Regions from separate parts of the Homo sapiens genome. Here all the other regions are linked to region 1. The links are chromatin loops, found by intact Hi-C in ENCODE. Cell type or tissue: PC-3. All regions are shown on one strand. Links, peaks and the distances in the headings refer to the core of each region. The heading gives the core; the rest is flanking DNA. Region 1 overlaps ACMSD (aminocarboxymuconate semialdehyde decarboxylase). Region 2 has its middle 56 kb from the start of TMEM163. Region 3 overlaps TMEM163 (transmembrane protein 163).

Evidence for each region. A loop is a pair of places that touch in the nucleus more often than their neighbours do. Peaks named below come from ENCODE experiments on the same cell type or tissue, not always from the same donor. Only the 100,000 strongest peaks of a DNase experiment are listed, where the experiment ranks them.
Region 2: a loop joins it to region 1, with 2.2 times the contacts of the local background. A loop is called at or near these places in 20 of 110 quality-filtered maps.
Region 3: it touches region 1 in a loop (11-fold over the local background); 16 of 110 quality-filtered maps call a loop at or near these places.

What each region holds. Positions count from the first base shown.
Region 1 is chr2:134,890,368-134,901,150 of GRCh38, reverse strand. ACMSD (aminocarboxymuconate semialdehyde decarboxylase) reads right to left here. Exons shown (of 10, transcript NM_138326.3): 9 at 2,712-2,810. All of the region lies in intron 1 of CCNT2-AS1 (CCNT2 antisense RNA 1), which reads left to right. Among named protein-coding and RNA genes, the nearest start is that of CCNT2-AS1, 23 kb to the left of the region's middle. In PC-3, for the core only: a CTCF peak has its summit at 2,975 (motif pointing right); no DNase peak of the experiment used is centred there.
Region 2 is chr2:134,769,190-134,780,399 of GRCh38, reverse strand. No RefSeq gene overlaps it. Among named protein-coding and RNA genes, the nearest start is that of TMEM163, 56 kb to the right of the region's middle. In PC-3, for the core only: a CTCF peak has its summit at 1,798 (motif pointing right); no DNase peak of the experiment used is centred there.
Region 3 is chr2:134,656,649-134,659,148 of GRCh38, reverse strand. The region is part of intron 2 of TMEM163 (transmembrane protein 163); the gene reads left to right. Among named protein-coding and RNA genes, the nearest start is that of TMEM163, 61 kb to the left of the region's middle. In PC-3, for the core only: CTCF peaks have their summits at 1,084 and 1,289 (motif pointing left); no DNase peak of the experiment used is centred there.

The DNA.
Region 1 (10,783 bases), core at 1,964-4,463:
GAAGAAATATATGGGGTTGTGTGACATCCATACCATTAATGTGTCCTTCTATATTATGACCACTTCAGGGTTCTTACACAGCCTTGAAAAGTGGGTGATTTGAGGCAGGACCTCTTACTCAGGGTTCTTCCCCAATACATACTTAGGCCATCCTCCTCTAGAGGAAGATTTCAGAAGTGACTATTGCTGCTAGGAGGAACCATGTACTTTACCTTTTAAGATAGCTTAGTACCATGTATCCTTTGAGGGAGGTACCCTTCAGAGTGTTGGATGGAGATCTGATCCTGGAGTCAAGGGATTTGGGATCGCATCCATACACTATAACCCACCAGTTATATTGCCTTTGGCAAGTCACTCAACTCCCAAGTCTTGTTTTCTTTCTCCACATCTTCATGGTAGAATGCATCTGCCTATATACAGCAGTCCCCCCTTATCTATGAAGGATACATTCCAAGACCCTCTGTGGATGCTATATAGAATCCTATATATACTGTGCACAAATTACTTTTCCTTTCTTCACAGTTACACAGATAGAAGATGCATTCTTACAAAGTAAGATCTTAGCAACCTCAACATATAATTTTTCTTTCTTTCCTTATTAAGTTGAGAACTTTCACCTTTTCACTTAAAGGAAGCACTTTACAGCTTCTCTTGGGCATATCTGAATTGCCAGCATTACTACTCTTGTGCTTTGGGGCCATTATTAAGTAAAATAAGGTGAGTTGAGCACAAGCATGGCAATATGGCGACAGTCCATCTGATCACCAAGATGATACTAAGTGACTAATGGGGAGGGAGTGGATACAGCATGGAGACCCTGGGCAAAGGGATGATTCACATCTTGGGCTGGAGAGAGCAGGACAGTGTAAGCTTACACCATGCTACTCAGAATGGCATGTAATTTAAAACTTATGAATTATTTCTGGAATTTTCCATTTAATATTTTTGGACTGTGGTTGACTGGGGTAAGAGAAACTGTAGAAGGCAAAACTGAGGATAAGGGGGGACTGCTATACCTTCCAATGTACTTATCAAATGGATTTATTTATTTTATTTTAAATTTCTTTAGTGGTATTTACCTTCGCATGGTTCAAAATTCAAAATGTCTAAAATAGATACTTCATTCCTAGTGCCTTTTTCTTCCCAGAGTTTGATCAGTTTCTTGTTTATGTTCCAGAGATATTTTATGTTTATACTCCATAAGCAAATACTTATATTCAGGCATATAAAGATTCTTTTTCACAAAAGAGGTATTGGATCTACAAATGGAAGTATACTATACAAATTGTTTTATACCTTGCTTTTTAAAATTTAATGTATCTTGGAAATTGATTTCTAATTTATTTATGGTGGCATAATTTCCATTGTGTGGATATATTATGATTTATTTAACTATTCCCCTAAAGATTGTTTTCAGTATTACAGCGTTACAATGAGTACCCTTGTACAGAATATCATTGTGAATTTGTGTTAGTATAAAGCCTTTATGCAAGATTACAGAAAAAACTTGAAAGTGATAAGCACATAAGAATAAACAATAAAAGGCATGTAATAATAATTACTATTATTCCATTAAGTTTTTAATCAGGATATGTGGGTCATCTGGTTTCTGTTTAATTTTGGTTAATAGAAAGTTTTTCATTTTCAACCTTTGTTGTTTAAAAAAAAAGATAAAAAATGCCTTTATGACAGCTTCCTACTTTAGGAAGGAAGTGGGTAAATATTTAACAATATTTAGTAGGTAATATTTAACAGTTCAAGACTTTTAGTGCCAAAAGGGACACTTTGTGTATAAAATAGTCTAAGGTTTCCCAGTTAATAACTTGTAACTAGTATACTGAAGAATGAATTTTTCTTGGCATCTGTTAATGTACTTTAAGCCTATTGAGAAGATTTGATGAACAATATCTTTAATAGTTAAGGCAGGGAGAGTTCAAGGTAACTTTTGGATTCTAGTTTAGAAGAAAGCCAAGAATTATGCAAAAGGATTACAACTAAAAGTTTTGTAAGATTTATTAAGAGTTTATATATTCTCATATTGTTATTTTTGGCCATCCCTGACTCCTGGGAGTGATGGGCAGTGAAGGTCTTAGGAAGAACTTATTTTTTTGGAGGATGGGGGTGTGGAAGGAGTGGCAAAGGAGAGGGAAACTGAAGACACTGCATCTCATTTTAAACTCATCTTGGTTTAGGAGTCTAAGGGGTAGACTAGGTAATGGTAGCATTATAGCACATATTAGTATCATTTACCTGCCTTAAAAGTCAAACGCCGGGAAAAAAAATAAAGTCTAGTTACTTAAAGGATCTGATTCCTTGGATCCTTTTAATCAAGACTTTAGTTTCATCATCTAAATAACTAGAGTTATTACAACTTTTGAGATTGGTAGATTTGTAACAGAAGTAATATAGAAAAAATTTAGACATTTTTCCTATGATCTATCTAACATGCAGGCATATTTTATTGTCATATCCTTCTATACAACTTTCTTTCTTGGGTTTATGAATTTAGTTGTACTAGGCTGACTTTCAGCTTTGTCATTTTTTTTGTCCTTTAATAGTTTAGCTATTTATGGAGATAGAGTAATAGTTTTAGGGAATTCAGTGTAATGGTTCCTCTGTTCTTTGTTTTTATATATCAAAGTGCTCTGAAACCAAACCCAATTAGAGCAGGAAAAGTCAGTAAGAAAGCCGTGAAGTAAAAGACATTATACCTTTGTTTCTTCATCAAATTCTTCCATGGACTCTATTAGTTTCCCAGGTTCCAGCTCACCTAGTGGAAAGGGGTAATCGGTTCCCAAAATGACTTTATCCTAAAAAACAAAATATATATTTCTCTGTTGTTTTGTAAAACATGAAAGAGCCTCCTGTAAACAATTGTTTACTTATTACAAACATTCCTGTCATAAAAATAACACATTTTTTCCTGATTAATAGAAACATAAAACTTGTCTAAAATTTTAAAAAGATTTAATGGTTCAAATTTTATTCTGACTTTTTTTTTCCAGCAGGTGTCACTATTAGGTCTCTTTGTTGCAAATCAACCCCATTCTCTCTCTTTTTAAATAACTGAAATATAGAATACTGAAATATAAGAAATTGATATTTATTTACTAAAATATATATATTCAGATGAAATTAAGGGATTCTGTCTTTCTTAGAATGATACATTGCAATTGATTCCACAGTTTTTCAAAACATACTATTAACAGAGTAGGAAAGGAAACATAAAAAACAAATAACTCGATAAAAAGTAAAAAAAAAAAAACAAAAACAAAAACAAAAAATAGAAAAAGAAAATCCCCTATCTCTGGATCAGTTCCTATAAACAATTCCTATAAACTGGATCATAAGTTTTTGAACAGTATAGCTTTGAATTTCCATTTGACACTTTATACAATAAAATACGTAGGCTTGTCAATCTACAAATATATTAAGCACTGTGTCAGACAATGTGCTAGAATTTAGATGTACCCTTGTCAACAAAACAGACATGGTTCCTTTTCTGAAGGAACTCATAATCAAGTGAGAAAGATATTATGTCAATAATGGCAATTTATCAAAGTAAAATAAAATAAAAATTCAAACCAGAAATTTTACTTCTCAAAATGTATTCCACTCATACACTTGTGCTGGAAAGATATACAAAGAAATAAATTGCAACATTATTTGGAACAGCAAAAGACTGGCCAATTAAATTACAGAATATCTCCAAATAGAAAAGAATAAAGAATACTTACATATGCTGAAATGGAATAATCTCCAAGTTACAGTGTAAAGAAGAATGATCTTGAAGTTATAAAGAGAAATAAAGAGTCTAGAACAATGTGTCTGCTATGCTTTGATTTCTGTTTTCAATAAGGTACCTATAGACCCACAAATATATGTTTGTATATATACAGTCTATTTCAGGAATGGTATCTAAGAAACAAATAACATTAATTTCCTCCATGGAGTAGGACTAGGGCTTGGGGGTCAGAATATCCCCTTTTCTTTTTTTTTTGAGATATAATTCACATACCATAAAATTCACCCCCTTTAAAGTGTATAATTCAATGGGTTTTAGTATATTCATAAGTTTGTGTAATCATTTCCACTAATTATAGAATGTTTAAAAAAATTTTTTTCATCTTATATAACCACAGATTTTTGTCACCTCCAAAATAAACCCTGTACCCATTAGCAGTGACTCCCCATTCTTTTCTCCCTCCAGCCCTTGGAAAACACTAGTTTACCCTCTGTGTCTCCAGAATTGCCTGGTTGGTACATTTCACATAAATGGAATCACATAATATGTAGCCTTCTTTCATTTAGTTTAATGTTTTCAAGGTTCACCCATGTTATTGCTTGAATCAATACGTACCTAAGAGTGGAAGTGCTGGCGCATATGGTGAGTCCATGTTTAACATTTTGAGAAACTATTTTCTACCATGGCTGCAGCTTTCTACATTCCCACCAGCATGTATGAGGGTTCCAGTTTCTCCAGATCCTCGCCAACATTGGTTATTCATCTTTTTGATTATGGCCATCTCAGTAGGTATGAGGTGGTATCTCACTGTAGTTTTTATTTGTATTTCTCTAATAAGTAATTATGTTGAACATCTTTTCATGTGCTTATTGGCTATTTGTATCTCTTCCTTGGAGAAATGTCTACTAAGATCCCTTGTGTACATTCATGTCCATTTTGTTATCTTTTTATCATTGAGCTATAAGAGATCTTTGTGTGTTCTGAATACTAGAGCCTTATAGATACATGATTTGCAAATATTTTCTCCATTCGGTGAGTTGTCTTTTTTACTTCCTTGGTATTGTCTTTTGAAGCACAAAAGTTTTAAATTTTGATGAAGTCTTCTTCATCTATTATTTTCTTTGGATGCTTGTACTTTTGGTGCCATAGCAAAGAAACTATTGCCTAACCCAAAGTCACAAAGATTTACACCTATGGTTTCTTCTAAGAGTTTGTGGTTTTAGTTCTTCAATTTAAGTCTTTGATCCATTTTGAGTTAATTTGCATGGTGTAAAGAAGGAGTCCAACTTTATTTATTTTTTTTACATGTGGATATCTACTCTTATCTCACTATCATATGTTGAAAAGACTATTCTTTATCACACTGAATTGTATTGGCACCCTTGTTGAAAGTCAGTTGATCTTTATGTCTGTCTTTAGGCTAGTCCCATAGAGTCTTGATTACTGTAGTTGTGTAGAAAGTTTTGAAGTTGGGAATGTGACTGTGCCAATTTTGTTTTTTCTAGATTGTTTGGCTATTCTGGATCCCTTGCATTTTCTTTTTTGAGACGGAGTTTCACTCTTGTCACCCAGGCTGAAGTGTAATGGTGCGATCCTGGCTAACTGCAACCTCTGCCTCCCGGATTCAGGCAATTCTCCTGCCTCAGCCTCCCAAGTAGCTGAAATTACAGGCACACGCCATCACACCCAGCTAATTTTTGTATTTTTAGTAGAGACAGGGTTTTGCCATGTTGGCCAGGCTGGTCTCAAACTCCTGATCTCAGGTGATCCACCCACCTTGGCCTCCCAAAGTGCTGGGATTACAGGTGTGAGCCACTGCACCTGGCCCCCTTGCGTTTTCATATGAATTTTTGGATCAGCTTATCAATTTTTGCCAAAAAAAAAAGACATCTGGAATTTTGATAGCAATTGCATTGGATCTGTAGATCAATTTGGGGGGTATTGCCAGTTAGCAACATTAAGTTTTTGAATCAATGAACATGGAATGTCTTTTCATTTAGGTCTTCTTTAATTTTCTTCAACAATGTTTTGTAACATATATATATATTATATATGTTATATATATATTATATATATAACATATATATATTTTTTTTCTTTTTTGAGATGCAGTCTCACTCTGTTGCCCAGGCTGGAGTGCAGTGGCACAGTCTCAGCTCACTGCAACCTCCACCTCCTGGTAAGCTATTCTCCTACCTTAGCCTCCCTAGTAGCTGGGATTACAGGTGCATGCCACCACACTCGGCTAATTTTTTTGTATTTTTAGTAGGGATGTGGTTTCACTGTGTTAGCCAGGATGGTCTTGATCTCCTGACCTTATGATCCACCCGCCTTGGCCTGCCAAAGTGCTTGGATTACAGCAGGGTATATATTTTGTGCCTTTTTTGGCTATATTTTTCACAAATGTTTTTCTTGCTGATGCTATTATAAATGGAATTGTGTCCTCAATTTCATTTATGGATTATTCATTGCTAACAAATAGAAATACAATTAATTTTTTATTTATCTTGTACTCTCTAAGCTTGCTGAATCTATTAGCCCTAATAGTTTCTTTGTGGATTCTTTAGGATTTTCTAGATACAAAGCCGTCTCAATTGCAAGTAGAGAAAATTTTTTTCCTTCTCTTCCAATCTAGATGCTTTTTCTTTGTTTTTCTTGCCTAATTGCCTTGACTAGAGCCTCCAGTACAATGTTGAATAGAAGTGATGAGAATAGAGCCTTTCAGTCTTTCACTATTAAGTGTGATGTTAGTTGTGGGTTTTTCATGATGCTTTTTATTAGGTTGAGGATGTTCCCTTCCACTCCTTGTTTATTGAGCTCTTTTATATTTTTTGAAGCATTGGTGAAGAATTTGTTTTAATTCTTTTTTACATTTTTCATAGAATTCACCAGCGAAGACATCTGGTCATCAGCTTTTCTTTGTGGGAAGATTGAAAATTATTAATTCAGTATCTTAATATAGACCTGTTTGAACTTTCTATTTCTTCTTCAGCCAGTTTTGTTAGTCTTTCTAGGAATTTCATAAATCATTTAGGTTATTTCATTTGTTGTCATATAGTTGCTCAAATTTTTACTTATAATTCTTTTTATTTCTGTAAGTTCTGTAGTACTGCCGTCCTATTTCATTTGTGATTTTAGTATTAGTAATTTGAATCTTTTTTCTTTATTTTTGTTGGTCAGTCTAGCTAAAGGTTTGCCGATTTTGTTGATTTTTTCAAAGAACCAAATTTTGGTTTCACTGATTTTCCCTATTGTTTTTCTATAATCTATTTCTTTTATATCTGCTCTAATATTTATATATATTTTTCTGCTTGCTTGGGATTTAGTTTACTCTGCATTTTCTAGCTCTCAAGGCCAAGTCCTAGGCCACCGAATTAAGGTCTTTCTTCTTTTTTAATATAGGCATTTACAGCTATAAATTTTTCACTAAGTACTACTTCTAGCTGCATCCATAAGTTTTAGAATGTTGTGTTTTTGTATTCTATTCATGTCTAATGTTTTCTAATTTTCCTTGTGACTTCTTCTGTCTAGTGTCCTTCCATTTTAGCCTAAAGAACTCCCTTTGGCATTTCTTGTATGGCAGGTCTACTAATGATGAATTAGCTCAGTTTGTTTCATCTAGAAATGTCTTAATTTCTCCTTCATTCTTAAAGGATAGTTTTGCTTGAAATAGAGTTCTCACATTACAGGGTTACAGTATTTTTTCTTCTTTCTTTTAGTACTTTAAATTTGTCTTCCACTGCCTTCTGGCCTCCGTGGTTTATGAGGAGGGCTAAGGATAGAATCATAGGAATCATCAACATGGTGGGTGGAGTGATTGCAGAAATGGAGGACAGGGGGAAAATGCCTACAAAAGAGGCAGAGAGAGACAGGGAGGTGGAAAGAGAACTAGAAAGAAGTACTATCTAAAAAAATATGTAGCCAGCACAGTGGTTCAAACCTGTAATCTCAGCACTTTAGGAGGGCGAGGCAGGAGGATCACTTGAGCTCAGGAGTTCAAGACCAGCCTTGGCAACATAGTGAGACCTTAATAAAACAAATTAGCTTGGTGTGGTGGCACACACCTGTAGTCCTAGCTACTTGGGAGGCTGAGGTGGAAGGATTGCATGAGCCTGGGAGATGGAGGCTGCAGTGAGCTATGATTATCCAGCCTGAGTGAAAGAGCGAGGCCCTGTCTCAAAAAAAAAAAAAAAAAATGCAGTGTGATATATTGGAAGAAAAGGTATTTAATAAGTAATGATTCACAAGAGACAAGAGGAAGACAAAGATAAGGACTGGATAGTGTCTGTTGGATTTGGCAGCTTTATTAAATGCAGTTTCAGTGAGTGATAAAGAAAAAATCAAATGCATTCAATCAAAAGTAAATGGGTGGTGAAAAATGCAAATCTAAGTGTTAACTACTTACTTCTTCTCTGTCATTGTCACTCTATTTGTGCTGCTTGGGCAGTCAGTCTCATCCTAAGCTTCAAGCTCTGGTATGTGACTGCCTGCTGGACAGCCACACTTGGCTGCTTCACAGGCAATTAAAACTCAGCATGTTATGCTAATATTGAAGTTGTCATCTAAGTATTTACTCAACATCATGTTCATTTCTATTCTGTCACTCTCATTCTTGCTTTTGCTCTCTTGGCCTCTCCCCCACCTTGATCCACCTTCATTCTGGATATCTGCTGCTTGCTCTTCCAGATCAACTTTCCATCCTTCTTCACTCCTACTTGTCCCCTGGAGACTGACTTGTATGAAGTATACAATGGACTCCCTTGACCCTAGGCTTCCAGATGGATTTAGTTAATGAGCAACACAGGCAGGAGATTGTAGAATGAAAGGAAAGTACTTAATTACCTAGCGCCTTCCATGGAGTCATCTAGCCTCCAACTAGAAGTCTCAGCTCCTGTCCACAGGGATTTATTTATTTATTTATTTATTTATTTATTTATTTATTTTTTCCACAGCAATAGAAACCTAAGACTTCAGCACAGGCCCTTTTTACAGAGCCTCTCTAGCTTCAAGTTTTGGCCTGGAATAGTAATGGAGCTTTTCACAACTTTGTCAATAATCCCTTTATTAATTTCCCTTTACTAGTTTAGTTTTCCCAATTCATGTATGTCATCTTATTTTCTGCTGGAGCCCTAAATGAGTTACACTGTTTTCCAGTTATACCCGATTTTTTAAAAAAAAAATACATGTAAGGGGTACAAGTGCAGTTTTGTTATATGGAGATATTGCATAATGGTGAAGTCTGGGCTTTTAGTGTAACCATCACCTGAATGATGTACATAGCACTCAGTAAGTAATTTCTCATCCTCACCTCCATCCACCCTCCCACCCTTCCAAGTCCCCAGTATCTATTTTTCCATACTTCATGTCTGTGTGTACACATTATTTAGCTCCCACTTGTAAGTAAGAACATGTGGTATTTGACTTTCTGTTTCTGAGTTATTTCACTTAAGATAATAGCCTCCAGTTCCATCCATGTTGCTACAAAAGACATGATTTCATACTTTTTATGGCTGAATATTATTCCATTGTGCATATATATGACAGTTTCTTTATCCAGTCATTTACTGATGGACACTTAGATTAATTCCATTTCTTTGCTATTGTGATAGTGCTGTTATAAACATACAAGTGTAGGTATCTTTTTGCTATTATGATTTCTTTTCCTTTGGGTAGATGCCCAGTAGTGGGATTCTGAATTGAATTGTAGTTCTATTTTTAGTTCTTTGTGAAATTTCAATACTGTTTTCCATAAAGGTTGTACTAATTTACATTCCCACCAACAGTGTATAAGCATTTTCTTTGCATTTCCTCACCAATATGTTATTTTTGACTTTTTAATAATAGCCATTCAGATTGGCATGTGATGATATCTCATTGTAGTTTTAATTTGCATTTCTCAGATGATCAGTGATATTAAACATTTTTTCACATATTTGTTGGCCATTTGTATGTCTTCTTTTGAAGTGTGTCTATTCATGAGCTTTGACAAAGTTGACAAAAACATACACTGGGGAAAGGACACCTTTTTCAATAAATGAGAAAATTGGATTGCCACATACAAAAGAATGAACTCGGACCCCTATCTCTTACCATATATAAAAATCAACTGAAGATGGGTTAAAAATTTAAATGCAACACCTGAAAATATAAAAATACTAGGAGAAAACTTAGGGAAAACTCTCCTGGGCGTTGGTCTAGGCAAATAATTCATGACTAAGACCTCAAAAGCACAAGCAACAAAAACAAAAATAGACAAATGGAACTTAATTCACTAAATAGCTTCTGCACAGCAAAAGAAATAATTACCAGAGTGAAAAGACAACCTGCAGTATGGGAGAAAATATTTGAAAACCGTATACCTGACACAGGGTATTAATATCTATAATTTATAAGGAGCTCAAAGAACTCAGCAAAAAACACCACACAAATAACCCCATTAAAAATTGAGCAAAGAACATGAATAGTTATACAGATATGTTATGGTTTCCTGACTAGTCTGAACTCCTATTTTTTATTCACTAACTGATTAATGAATGTGGTGGAATTTTTTTTTATTTTGGCAGAATTTCAAACTGACAGAAATGTTGCAAGAAAATTCAGGAACCTTCCATGTAATCTTCACCCAGATTTAACAATTGTTTATACTTTGCCATCTTTGCTTTATCATTTTCTCATAGATATTTATGTATATATACACACTTCTTTGAGCTATATGTCAGTTGGAGATGTCATGGCTCCTTACTCCTAAATAAATTAGTGTTTATTTCCTAAAAAAAGGGATACTTTTTATATGACCACAGTATACTTCTCAAAATCAGGAAATTTAACATTGATAACAGTGTTATTTCGTTATCCATAGTTCATATTCAAATTTTGTCAATTGCCCCCATAATGTGATTTATAGCTAATTATTTTTCTTAGTCGAAGATCTAATTGATGATCACATATTAAATTTAGTTGTTATGTCTCTGAAGTTTCCCTTAATTTGGATCAGTTGGCCTTTTTTGTCACTCTTCATCTGGGATATTTTTGAAGATT
Region 2 (11,210 bases), core at 532-3,031, 120 kb after region 1:
AGAAACCATCTCTATTTTTAGATAGATGTCAGATTAATTTTCCGGATTCAGTGTAAGAGAAATCCCTTCTTCTGTTTAACACATGAAAATTTATTTTAAATCTAAATATATTAAATACAAACATAAGAAAATATATTAAATACATATCATAGGCCACCCAGCTCTAAATTTTATGAGAGAGCTGAGGGACAAACATTTCATGAAACATCATATTTTTGATTGGTATTCTTTTTTCTTTTTCTTTTTTTCACCTGGTAAATAGAGAATACTAGAAGAAAGACAACAATGTGAAACAGTTAGACATAAAAGATTATAAAAAAGTGCCTCAAAAATTAGATCACCTTTTATTTATGATACACTTTTCCTGCAGAGAATTCAAAGCACTTCACAGACATCTTCCTTATTCATTTCCACAGTCCTTTAGTGTAAGAAACAGGCAAAAGAAACTTATATCCATAGTACAGAGGTTTAGGAGAAAAGAAGTTTTGCAGCCCAAGGACCTGCCCAGATTCCAAAAGAAGATTGGACAAAAATAATTTTACACTTAAAAATTCTAAATGGTTATCTCACACGTGCCCTGTGCCTTCAACCACAGGGGACCCTCCGGAGTTTGAGGTTCTGAGAGCAGTGTTCATTCATTAAACACAGCACCAACTGTGTGGCCAGGCGCTATTTCAAGTGCTTTTCAAATATCAACTTATTTCACGTTCATGACAACCCTAGGAAGTGGGTACTATTATTTCCATTTTACTGACGAGGAGACTGAGGCACTGAGAAAAATGACTTGCTCAAGATCACGGCTAGTCAGTGGTGGGACTGAGACAAGAGAATAGGGTCTGGAGGCAGGGAAACTAAGGCCAATTCACGCTGACTTCCTAGAACTAAATCAAGAGGAAAATCCCAACTTTCCATGCCTAAGTAGCAAAAGGACCAGAGGCTACTCCCTTTGCAACCCCTACCACCCCACTTTTCTGCAGGCATATGGAAAATGGAAAGTACCTCTGATTGGTCACAACCAATCAGACTGATTGTGAGCCACTACTTCATTTGCATGGGGTAAACATCAAGTAGCCAATGGGAAACCTCTGGTGGGTATTTGGACCCCAGAAGATTCTATAACCGGCTCTTGAGCGTTTGAGGCCCTATGCTCGGGACCTGCTCTTACCCTGTGGAGTGTAATTTTGTTTTCAATAAATTTCTGCTTTTTTGCTTAATTCTTTCCTTGCTTTGTTTGTGCATTGTGAACAATTCTTTGTTCAGAATGCCAAGAACCTGGACACCATCCACTGGTAACAGAACTAGGGTCCGAAGACTCCAAGTCTGGTCCCTTGGGCTCAGTGATTATACTCTGTAATGATTATACTCTGTAAATGAATGCTCACCCTTTTCATTGGAAAGCCACCCTTCACTGGGATTTTTTGTTGTCTGCTACATCGGGCCATATTTTTTGACATGTTCGTTTCTGTCAGAGAAGGAATCCAAAAGCCTGTGTGTGTGTCTGTGTGTGTATATGAATACACGCATATATACTCACATACATATATGAAGCAGGATAGAAGTTTACACACTACAACTCACACACACACAAAGCCTGTAATTTTGTATTTACTCAGTGAGCCCGTCTTGCCCGTGTTGAGGAAAACACTTAAAATTTTATATTAAATTTAACTCAGTCTCCCAGTTTAAATCTGTGAATTGTGGGTAAATAGTGGATTTTTACCCTATTTACATTCTTTCTCAAGACTGTATCTTCCCCTCTCCTTGGGCACCTGGGTATAGGTGGCAGGTGGTGGGGCGGGGCGGGGTGGTGCCCTCTATGGGTTGCCCCTGCTGACCACTAGATGGCCCTTGTCCTACAGGGCCATCTCTAACCATGATGTTGAGGACAAATAGGTCCTGGCTGGAATTTTGGATGTCACCACAAAATATGAAGGTCCCTGCTACATCCTTCAGTCATAAGATCTTACGCTGTGGGGCCTCCTCTTTTTGGTGCCCAGGCTTTCTCTGGTCCACCAATTTTCTTAGTATTTCCACATCCCCTCCTGGAGCCCTGCATGCACCATGTAGACTGTGGTCCACTGGGACCACTAACTCCACTTGAATGAAGCTGCTCCACCACTTCCCTACAGCATCATTGCCTAGTGTGGGACTTCCTTTCCTCCAGCTTCCTCATGCATAGAACCCCCAGTGTTCTCAGGTTTCTTCAAACGTAAGAGTGGGCTCATTACACGTCTTCTGGAAGTTTCCACCCCCCAGGACAAGCCAAGGCATTTGCATTTGATCTTTTGCCCCCTTTCCTCTTCCCTTTTCAAATGTTCCCCCTTTATCCAAGTTCTTTCCTTCTCTATGATCGAAGCTTTTTTTCTTTTTATTTAAACAGAAGGTTTCAGAATTTAGAAAACACCCTTGTCATTCAACAAAGCCCAGCTTTCAAGATTATTGTCTTCACCATGGAATTCAAATATACTTGAAACTTAAAGCTGAGCTATGATTTCTTTGATCTCAGTGGTGTCTGCCTTCTCTCTGAAGCAAAGAAGGCCGCTGCTTCAACAGGTGGGAAGTTGCTCAGCAACATGATTTACTGGTAATGATAAATAGCATTCCTTGATTCAAGTACCAGTACTAGAGAACAATGAGCCTTCAACTTAAAAGTCTTAATTATATCGGCCGGGTGCAGTGGCTTATACCTGTAATCCCAGCACTCTGGGAGGCCGAGGCAGGTGGATCAAGAGGTCAGGAGTTTGAGACCAGCCTGGCCAATATGGTGAAACCTCATCTCTACCAAAAGATACAAAAGTTAGCCAGGCGTGGTGGCGTGTACCTGTAGTCCCAGCTACTCAGGAGGCTGAGGGAGGAGAATTGCTTGAACCCGGAAGGTGGAGGTTGTGGTGAGCAGAGATCGCGCCACCGCACTCCAGCCTGGGGGTGACAGAGTGAGACTCCGTCTCAAAAAAAAAAAACACCTTAATTATAGACTACTTATGGGAGTAGAATAATATTAGGGGTAAATATAAGTGAATGGGGTCTTTTTAAAAATCGCACAGTAGACCGCTGCCATGGCCTTGCCTCCCATCTTTCTTTTCTACTGCAGTCTGTCCTCGATGCCCTTTAACAAAATATTTTTGTAATAAGTTCCTTCTGTGTTTAAAATCTTTTGAATTCCTATCACCTTCAGTATTAAGTTCAATATTCTCTGTGATCTGGGCACTGCGTGGAGCTTCAGCTTTCTCTGATGCTACCCCAACCACTCTATCCTGCACCCTCCCCACCCAGTGCATCCTATGCCCCACCTGCCAAAGAGCTTAATTCCCTGCAGACTCCCCGGGGACCCCACAGTCACAACAGCAATCCCTCACACATGCTGCCATCCCACTTGAATGCCTTTCATTCTGCTCCTCCACCCTGGCCACTTGGCTAATCCTGCAAGACTCAGATCAAGTGATCACACCCTGGAAGATCGCCCCTCAAGCCTTGATGTATTGTGATGTGTCTGATCCAAGCAGCCTGATGACCCTTTATCCTAGTATTTAGCAAGCTGTGTTTTAATTGTCTATCTCTAAAGTATTTTGTGCAGTCCACATATCTTAAATACCATTATTTCACCAACGAGAATGCATATCTAACCATGAATCACATTAATCAACAAGTCGCCAATTTCATCATTCAACAGCAATTTCTGACATTTACTGTCCTAATTGGCAAAGCATTGATGGAAATGCGATCAGAAGCATGTGTTGTGGCCTTTCTGATGTAAAGCCAACTGATCACCCCTAGAACACATATGTTTGATTAAGACAACTGACATGCTCAGAGATGACATTTGAACCATCTAGCACATATGTCTAGCACACCTGGTCTATGATGAAATGTTTAAAGCAATTTATAGACATAGGGACATGCTCTTCGAGATGTCAAGAACATCTGTTCCGAAAGCTCTCTCCTGCTGTTGCCAAAGTCCCTACTTCCGGAATGGACTTCTAGAACAGCTTTGGGCTAAATATGAACATAGGTCTTCTTGACCTCTGTGACACACTTCGTTACCTGGCCTTGAAGCAATATTGCAATAAAGTGACCACCAGCCCTTATCGTACCTTTGTGCAGATTAGAAAAATGCCCCTTCCTCCAGGTGGATGCAGCCAGTGCCAGGCATTTCAATTAGCAGGGAACGAGCTGGATTTGCATGCCTACTCGCCCCCTTGGCCAGGTGGCTTTGTGTGGAGTGGAGAAAAGTCCCTGGCTGTCCATGTATAGATTCCCATAAAAACCCTCAGAAAAAGAACTCCTTTAACTTTTTCCTTCAGCTCCTTGTCTTTTGCAAGCAATCCTCCAAGTGCATCCTCCCCTTCACAGCACACACGTACATACACCCTAGTGAAATGTGAAAAGGCAACCACTCATCCCCACAGGAACAAACAATCATCCAGGCAAATGCTAGTCTCAGTTCGTAGACAGCCAAGAAAGATTGTGCTTCCTCTCTCTTGCTGTGCCCCTCATTTCCCCTGCTCCCTTGAAAAACAAAGTAGAAGCTTCAGAGAAAAACAATCTAGTCTTGTGACTATGTATATAATTAAAATACAGCATTAAAAATCGACTTCAAGTCGATGGGACCATGTATCACTTAGGATGCTTTTGGTGGGAACGAACAGAAAACCCATCTCAAAATGGCTACAACTATAGGGGAATGTATTATGTCACTGTATAGGAGAATGTATTATTTCACTCTATAGGGGAATGTATTGTCTCACTCAGCAAGAAGTCCTGAGGTAGAGCAGCTGCAGGGCCAATTAGTCCAGCAGCTCAAACAACATTCTCTAAAGCCCAGGTTCTTTTCACCTTTTCCCTTTGTTATCTTCACATATCAGCTTAGCTCACTCTCAGTTACGAAGTGGTTGCCCTTGTTCCTGGCTTCACATACAGACATGGGCGTGTCCAGCAGAATAATAGGAGCTTTTTGTTTAATGTGCTTTTTGGTTCCCCACTCCCCAGGGAACTAAAGATTTCCCTTCTAGTTCTTAGCCAGAACTCTGTTCCATGCCCACACCCAAATGAATCACCTCCAGGGAAATGGGATTGCCAGGCCTGGTTTAGGCACTGCCACCATTCACCCCTGGAGCTGGGATGAGGAAGGAGGGTTTTTGTCGGGGTGCTCAAGGAAGTGAGTCAAGTTCAGGGCGGCTGGAGGGAGCATACATCCCTCTGGATGCCCTGGCCTGTCATGCTGTGGTGAGGAGTTGGCCTTTATCCTGCCTGTCACATGGAGGCATTTAGTATCTGTTTGTAGAAATAATCTTGAAACTACAATCTTTAAGTAAAAATTGTCTTCCATTCACACACTGCTCTCCGCTGTGTCTCTTCTGAAGAAGCCTAAGTGGAAAAGGATAAGATCACTTATCTTGTGCTTTCGCGTTTCCTGTGGGGAGGACTCCCCCTTCGAAGTGTCAGGAGATTATCTGATGAAGCTGTTTATAAAAGCAGGGCTCAGGCACTCCTCTGGGACCCACATGCACGTTCTTCCACAGGCCACACCTGGGCCCAGCAATGGTTCTAATCCAAGAGGGCCTCATCGCATGGGGCTGGGACATCTGTGCCATCCCCAGGCCCCAGCAGGCCTTCCTCCTCATTAAATGTTTCTGTTGAGGCAGTTTTGGGAAGCATCTACCTTTTTCCCCAAAGAGAGTTACTCACATTTTCCCGAATTAAACTTCTCACCCCAGGTAATTTTTATTTTGAACCCTCTTTAGGCCCTGAATTGTGACTTTTAGTCTCTGAACTTCATATCAGGTTCTATTTTAGTAAGCACTGCAAATGTCAAGGTAATGACATGTGATTCCTTTTTGGGAACACTGTGGAAGATGCTAATGGAGAAGTGTGTCACCAGATGACCTCCTGAGGTCCCCAGAAGAAACATATATAGAGAGGGAATCCACTTCCACCGGACTGGCCTCTGTGAATAGGGAAGGGAAGTCATGTTTGCTGTGACTGTACTCTAGGCCAGGGGCTTTGCAGCCATTTAGTCTGCCTAAGAGACCTGACGTGGGCATTACCATTTCCATTGTTCAGACATGGAAACTGAGTCTGAAAGAAGTTAAAGAACTTGCTCAAGGGGGAATTTGAGCCCAAATGTGCTGCCTCTAAAATCCGTGCTTTTATCAATGCATCATGCTGGGCTCTGGCAGGAGTGAGTAAGGCTGAGTGTGCTGAATTCATTGTGATAAGAGGCGCTGACCTCCATGGAAAGGAAAACCCTGAGCCTGGGGCCCCTGGGGTCATGTCACACTTTCACTTTGTCCTGGCCAGAGCATGTGGGATGATGAGGCAGGAAAGTGGGAAAGGTGTGTGGCTGGGGAGGGTCGCAGCAGATCTTGCCCCACACCCCTCCTCCATTTGTGAATCAGTATTTAGAGCAGTTGCTCCCTGGGGACTTTCACTTTGGGCCTCACATTAAGGGGGAAAAAAAAGAGCAGGCTAAAGACAGGCAGGGCATGAGTTCTGAGCCTCGTGCCAGGTCAGAAACAGAAAGGTGACAGCTTCCCTCTGAATGAGATGTTCTGGGAGCCAAGAAGACAAAATGAATTCCTGAGATTTATTTTTTTCCCCATTTTGTCTGAAACAGTTTTCTGTTTCCACTGTGAAACCACTCCTGAATAACCTTCCCTGAACCTCACAGTTTGGATAAGGAAACAAATTTCCTGCTGCCACGGCAACAGCCTCTCACTTACCCAACTGCGGAGTGGGGGGAAGCCCAGGGCGGTAAGGTCTGTGATGCACCAGACAGTCACACCAGCGAAAGGCCCATTTACCGGTGTATTCACCAGGTGCCAGGGACCCACGTCAGAAACCCAGGCTCCCTTATCTGCTCAACAGATGGCAGAGCCACATGGCCACATGGCCCAGGGCAGGGCACTGAGAATTCTTATGCAAAACCAAGCCTCCTTGGGCAGGAAGCCTGCACTGGGGATAGTGATGGATGGTAATTCTCCACTCTTTCTCCCGGCCAGCCTCCCATTGGGGCTGCCTGTTTCCCTTCTCACATTCTTTTATAAAATAAAAAAGTCAAATCAACTCATACTTTTTGGGCAGGACACTGTGTGACATACAAAATATATACTGTACACTGGCGAGAGTCTGAAAGAAAATATGTCAAATGGTTAAGAGCAATTATTTGTGATTAATGAGATTATAAATAATTTTTATTTTTGATGTTTATTATGTTTTCTTAGAAAGTCTCTAAGTTGAACATGAAATACTTTCCTACTAAAAAAGGAAAACAGAAATTAATTCTTTTACAAACAGAACAAAACAAAAACTAACAAATACAGTCAGTTCTCTCCTCACGTCTTCAGTGTAGAAGGGCAAGTGTAAGTAGATCTGGGCCCAAGCTGTGGCTTCACCAACCCATGGCCCATTGTTCTGTCAGAGGCGTTTGAATCGCAGCACCTCTATCTTGAATAAGGGCTGGGTAAAATGAGACTGATACCTGCTGGGCTGCATTCCCAGGACGTTAGGCATTCTTAATCTCAGAATGAGCTAAGAGGTTGGTAGGTCTGGTATCACAAGATACAGGCTATAAAGCCCCTGCTGATAAAACTGGATGCAGTAAAGAAGCTGGCCAAAACCCACCAAATCCAAGATGGCCATGAAAGCAACGTCATCACTGCTCATTATACACTAATTATAATGCAGTAGCATGCTAAAAAACTCCCACCAGCGCCATGACAGTTTACGGATGCCATGGCAACGCCTGAAGTTACCTTATATAGTCTAAAAGAGGGAGGACCCTCAGTTGGGGAGGCAATCCCCACCCCTTTCCCAAAAAACTCATGAAAGATCCACCCCTTGCTTAGCATATACTCAAGAAATAGCCATAAAAATAGCCAACCAGCAACCCTCAGGGCTGCTCTATGGGGTAGCCTCTCTGTTGTTTCTTCTCTAATCCACCTGCTTTCACTTTACTCTATGGACTCACTCTGAGTTCTTTCTTGCAGGAGATCCAAGAACCATCTCTTGAGGGTCTGGATTGGGACCCCTTTCTGGTAGCAGTTCAGTCTCATGCTTTTCAGTGCCATTTCTCTGACTCCTGATTTTCATCTCCAATCAGACCGCTCCTCTGAACTCAAGATTTGGATTTATGGCTACCCATGTATCATCTCCACTTGGAAGCCTGATTCTCAAACTTAACATGTCCAAAACTAAATTCCTAATCTTTGTCTCCTGGCCCCCAGCCCCTCCCAAATCTGCTTCTTTTGAAGCTCTTCCGCTTCTCCAGTTGTAGCAGTGCCATCTTTCCAACTGCTCAGACCAAAACCCTTAGAGTCATCCCTGACTTATCACTTTCTCTCACATCCCACATCCAATCTGTCTATAAATCTGTCTGGCGTATATATCATATGCTGTCGTCTCATAAAATCAAATTACTTCTCTTCACCTCTGCTGCTACTACCATGAACCACACTATCACCTTCTAATACCTGGATTACCACAATCTTTAATCCACAATCACTGCCTGGTTTCCTCCCTTACATTTTAACAGGATTTTTGTAAGACAGATCTTGTTACACCTCTGCTCACATTCCTCCAGAAGCTTCAGTACATTCCACATGAAAAGCAGGCTTACAACGGCCTTGAAGACCCTGCACTGTGTGCCCACTCAGCTCTTTCTGGCCTTGTCTCCTACCATCTCCCTCCCCATCTCCAGCCACACACGTCATTTTCTGTGCTGCAGTGAACATTTCAGAATCACTCCAGCCTTGGAGCCATTGCATTTGCTGTTCCCTTTGCTGAGAATGCTCTTCCCCTAGATGTCTGCATAGCCACTTCTTTATCTCCCCTAGATCTTCACACCAGTGAATTAGATCTTCCCAGTGAAGGCTTTCTGGTTCTAAATTCCTCCACCCCAGTTCCAACACCCCTTCCCCCAATATCCTGCTATCTGTCTGTAGCAAGAGTCACGAGTCACCATCTAACAGTATTTATTTCATCCATGTGTGTTGTTTACTGTCTCCCTCCCCCTACTGGATGTGAATTGCCTGAGGCAGGGATTGTATGTCTTGTCGCTGCTGTATCTTCAGTCCCTGCTTCAGACTAGGCACCAGCACAGGAAAGGGGATACCAGTTGTTTGGGGCTGGGGGAGGTCCCCAAATACCAGTTGGACCTCGACCCCAGCTAGTGTCGAGGTTCTTGACGCCATCTCAAGAATGTGAATTCAAAGATGCATCAGAAAATAGTGAAAGTACAGGGATGGATTGCAAAGGGAAAAGTACACACTGAACACATGGGAGTGCAAGCATACTCAAGAGATACACGCGTGAGGGAGGTTGATCTGCTACCTTTATGGTTTTCTTTAACCAAGGGGTGGGATAGTCATGAAAATTCCTGGGAAAAGGTGGGGATTTCTCGGAACTGCCATGCCACCCATTTTTGCACCAAATATGAGTGTTCTCAAAACTGTCATGGTGCTGGTGGGTGTGTGATTTGTATGTTAATCAAGTACATTACCATGTTGGGTCCAGTCGATCCTAAACCAGCTTGGTCCACACCCTGTTTTTCAGGGTCTTAATCAGTTCCTAGCTTCTGCAGCTATTTTAACGGTTTCCTTTTGCTTGTCATGTGAAACTGCTGCCTGGAATTTTCTATTCTCCTATGACCGCCTTGTATTATTCCTGTTTTAAAGGCACTTGTGGTAGCCAGAGTAATAATCCCCCAAAATGTCTATGCCCTAATCCTGAAACTTGTGAATATGTTACCTTACATGGAAAAAGGGATTTTGCAGACATGATTAAAATAAGGGTTTTGAGATGAGGAGATTATCCTGGATTATGTGGGTAGATCCAACATAATCACAGTGGTTCTTATGAGAGGGAGGGCAGAAGGGTCAGAGTCAAAGGAGATGTGATGATGAAAGCAGGGTTGGAGAGATGTGATTGTTGAAAGGGGCTACGGACCAAGAAATGCGGGCAGGCTCTGGAAGCTGGAAAAGGCAAAGAGATGGGTTCTCCCTTAGAGCCTCCAGAAAGAATGCAGTCCTTCCATCCCATTTTAGACCTCCTAGAACAGTAAGAATAAACTTGTGTTGTTTTAAGCCACTGAATTGTGGCACTTTGTTACTGCAGCAATAGGAAACGAAAACAGCACTCAAAAGCATTCAACGAATGAATAGGCTGGGCTTCCATTCCCTTGTTTGTGAAATGGGAGGTTTGGACTCAGTTAATGATCTGTAATGTTGTATTTTCAACTACATTTTGTTTGCTTAACTGAAAACAGATGCAGGTAGTTGGCAAACAATTCACATAGTCTGAATAAGATGTATGATGAAAATAAATTTATCTTCTACCGCAGACTTACAGTCCTTGGTCTCTCTCTCCAGATGCAAGCACCATATACTTTCTTGGGCATGCTTTCGGAGACTGTATGAGCACAGATACAATTTCCCCCTTTGTCCACAAATGGCGGTATATTACACACCCTGTTTTGCATATTGCTTTTGTCATTAAAATATAATTTGAAAATTGTTCTGTATCATCATACATAAGAGGCAATCATTCTTTTCCATAACAGTGTAATGTTCCATTCTCTGGCATAGATGTACCTTGGTTTGTTTAACTAATTCCCTAGTGATAGACAGGTTATATCTAGTCTTTTGTTCTACAACTTTGACTATACATCTTTGCACACAGGTACTGTTCATCTGAAGGATGAGCTCTTAGAAATGGAATGCAGGGCCAAAGAGTAGATGCACATTTATTCTGATATTGCCAAACTCCCCTCCAAAGTGGATCATACCTACTCTTACCAACCGTGTAGGAGTCTGTTTGCTCATGGCCTTACTAAAACTTTGTTGTTAAATTTTTTATCTGTGTCAAGCTAATAGATGAAAAATGATATTATGTTGTTTTGTGTGAGGCTGATCATCTTTTAAGTGGTCATGAGCCATGTATGTTTATAGTTAGATTTCTGTGGATTTCTAGTCACGGTTGGTTATTTTTAAACATTGATTCCTTGACCTCTATTTAAAATTGATGTAGAAATACTCTATGTATTAGGGAAGTTAACCTCCTAATATTTATTATGCAAATATGTTTCCAGTCTGCAGTTCGTGTGTTTTAGGTATTTGTTGCCATGTAGAAAAAATTTTAATTTTATCAAGTCAAATGCATCAATAACTTCCTCTATGGTTTCTGGGCTTTGTGTATTCTTTAGAAAATCACTCTGC
Region 3 (2,500 bases), core at 1-2,500, 240 kb after region 1:
ACAGTTGCCTATAGTATTCAGTCTAGTAACATGCTGTAGGTTTGTAGCCTAGGAGCAGTAGGCCATACCACATAGTCTAGGTATGCAGTACGCTATCCCATCTAGGTCTGTGTAAGTACACTCGGCGATGTTTGCACAATGATAGAACCACCTCATGATGCGTTTCTCAGAATGTAGCCCTGTTGTTAAGAGACACATGACTGTATTTGAGTTCTTTTGCAAAGCAGATGCTTCATAAAAAATTATGTTTCAGGCTGGGTGCTGTGGCTTATGCCTGTAATTCCAGCACTTTGAGAGGCTGAGGAGGGCGGATCACGAGGTCAGGTGATCAAGACCATCCTGGCTAACACGGTGAAATCCCATGTCTACTAAAAATATACAAAATTAGCCAGGCATTGTGGCGGGCGCCTGTAGTCCCAGCTACTTAGGAGGCTGAGGCAGAAGAATGGCTTGAACCCGGGAGGCAGAGGTTGCAGTGAGCCAAGATTGTACCAATGCACTCCAGCCTGGGCGACAGAGTGAGACTCGGTCTCAAAAAATATATATATATATATTTCAGAGAAAAATAAGTGATGTTTATGTTACCTATTGTTTTGGAATATGCATTCCGCTTTTTCTCCATGAGTGTGACAACTGGGGCATAGGCTCTGCTTTGCTCATACCAATACTCAGAACAACACCAGGATCTGTCCTCCAAAAACTCATGAAAAATATTTAATTTTTCATATTATACATTGACCGCCTTTCTACGTAGTGCTGGTGGGAGAGTTTGTCATTTAAACAAAACCTCACAAAGGCCTTTCATGTCGCTTTTGTTCTCTAAAACAAGTAGAATCCTGAATTCAGAGCTAGGTTTTTGTGACCTTTGAGCTGTTAAATCGGAACAGTGAATGTTACTAAATTTTTCCTAGCTGCATTCTTTCTGCAAGTTCTGCTGCCTTTCGGGATGTTGCTTCATGTTCTCATAGGCTTTTGCCTATGCATAGTAGGAGGTTTCTGAAGTCTATAGGAATCCGCAAGTGGATCACTCTGACCAGCCTGACAATCAATAAAAGTAACAATAAAATAGTCGATACTCATTTCTTCCTGTTATGGCTATTTGTTTCTAAAGCAAATGTTTATTTATTTGTCTTTTTTTTCAACTTTTAAGTTCAGGGGGTATGTGTATCAGTTTGTTACATGGGTAAGTTGCATGTTGCTGAGGTTTAGTATACAAGTGATCCCATCACCCAGGTAATGAGCATAGTACCCAGTAGGTAGTTTTTCAGCCCTCACCTTCCTCCCGCCCACGCCCTCTAGTGGCCTCCAGTGTCTGTTGTTCCCATCTTTTTTATTTTTTATTTTTGAGATGGAGTTTCACTCTTGTTGCCTAGGCTGGAGTGCAATGGCGCGATCTTGGCTCACTGCAACCTCCGCCTCCCAGATATAGGCGATTCTCCTGTCTCAGCCTCCTAAGTAGCTCGGATTACAGGCATGCGCCACCACGCCCAACTAATTTTTTTGTATTTAGTAGAGATGGGGTTTCACCATGTTAGTCAGGCTGGTCATGAATTCCTGACCTCAGGTGATCCATCTGCCTCTGCCTCCCAAAGTGTTGGGATTACAGGCATGCGCCACCATGCCCAGCCTGTTGTTCCCATCTTTATGTTCATAAGTACTCAATGTTTAGCTCCCACTTATAAGTGAGAACATGTGGTGTTTGGTTTTCTGTTCCTGGGTTACTTTATTTAGAATAATGGTCTCTAGCTTTATGCATGTTGCTGTAAAGGAGGTGATTTTCTTCTTTTCTATGGCTGTGTGGTACTTCATGGTATATACACAACTTGCCAAGACTGAGTCAGGAAAAAATTGAAATCCTGAACAGACCAATATTGAGTTCTGAAATTGAATCAGTAATAAAAAACCTACCAACCAAAAAGAGCTCTGGACCAGATGGATTCACAGCTGAATTCTACCAGATGTACAAAGAAGAGCTTGTACCAATCCTACTAACTAAAAGTATTCCGAAAAATTGAGGAGGAAGGACTTCTCCCTAACTCATTCTGTGAAACCAGCATCACTGATATAAAATCTGGCAAAGACACAACAAAAAAAGTTCTTACAGGCCAATATCCCTTATTAACATAGATGCAAAAATCCTCAACAAAATACTAGGAAATTGAATCCAGCAGCACATCAAGAAGTTAATTCACCATGATCAAGTAGGCTTCATTCCTGGGATACAGGGCTGGTTCAAAACATGCAAATCAATAAATATGATTTACCACATAAGCAGAATTAAAAACAAAAACCATACGATCATCTCAGTAGACAAAGTAAAAGCGTTTTATAAAATTCAACATCCCTTCATGATAAAAACCCTCAACAAACAAGGCACTGAAGGGATATATCTCAAAATAATAAGAGCCATCTATGACATACCCACAGCCAAAGTCATACTGAGTGGGCAAAGGCTACAACCATTCCCCTTGAGAACTGGAACAAGACAAGGATGTCTAGT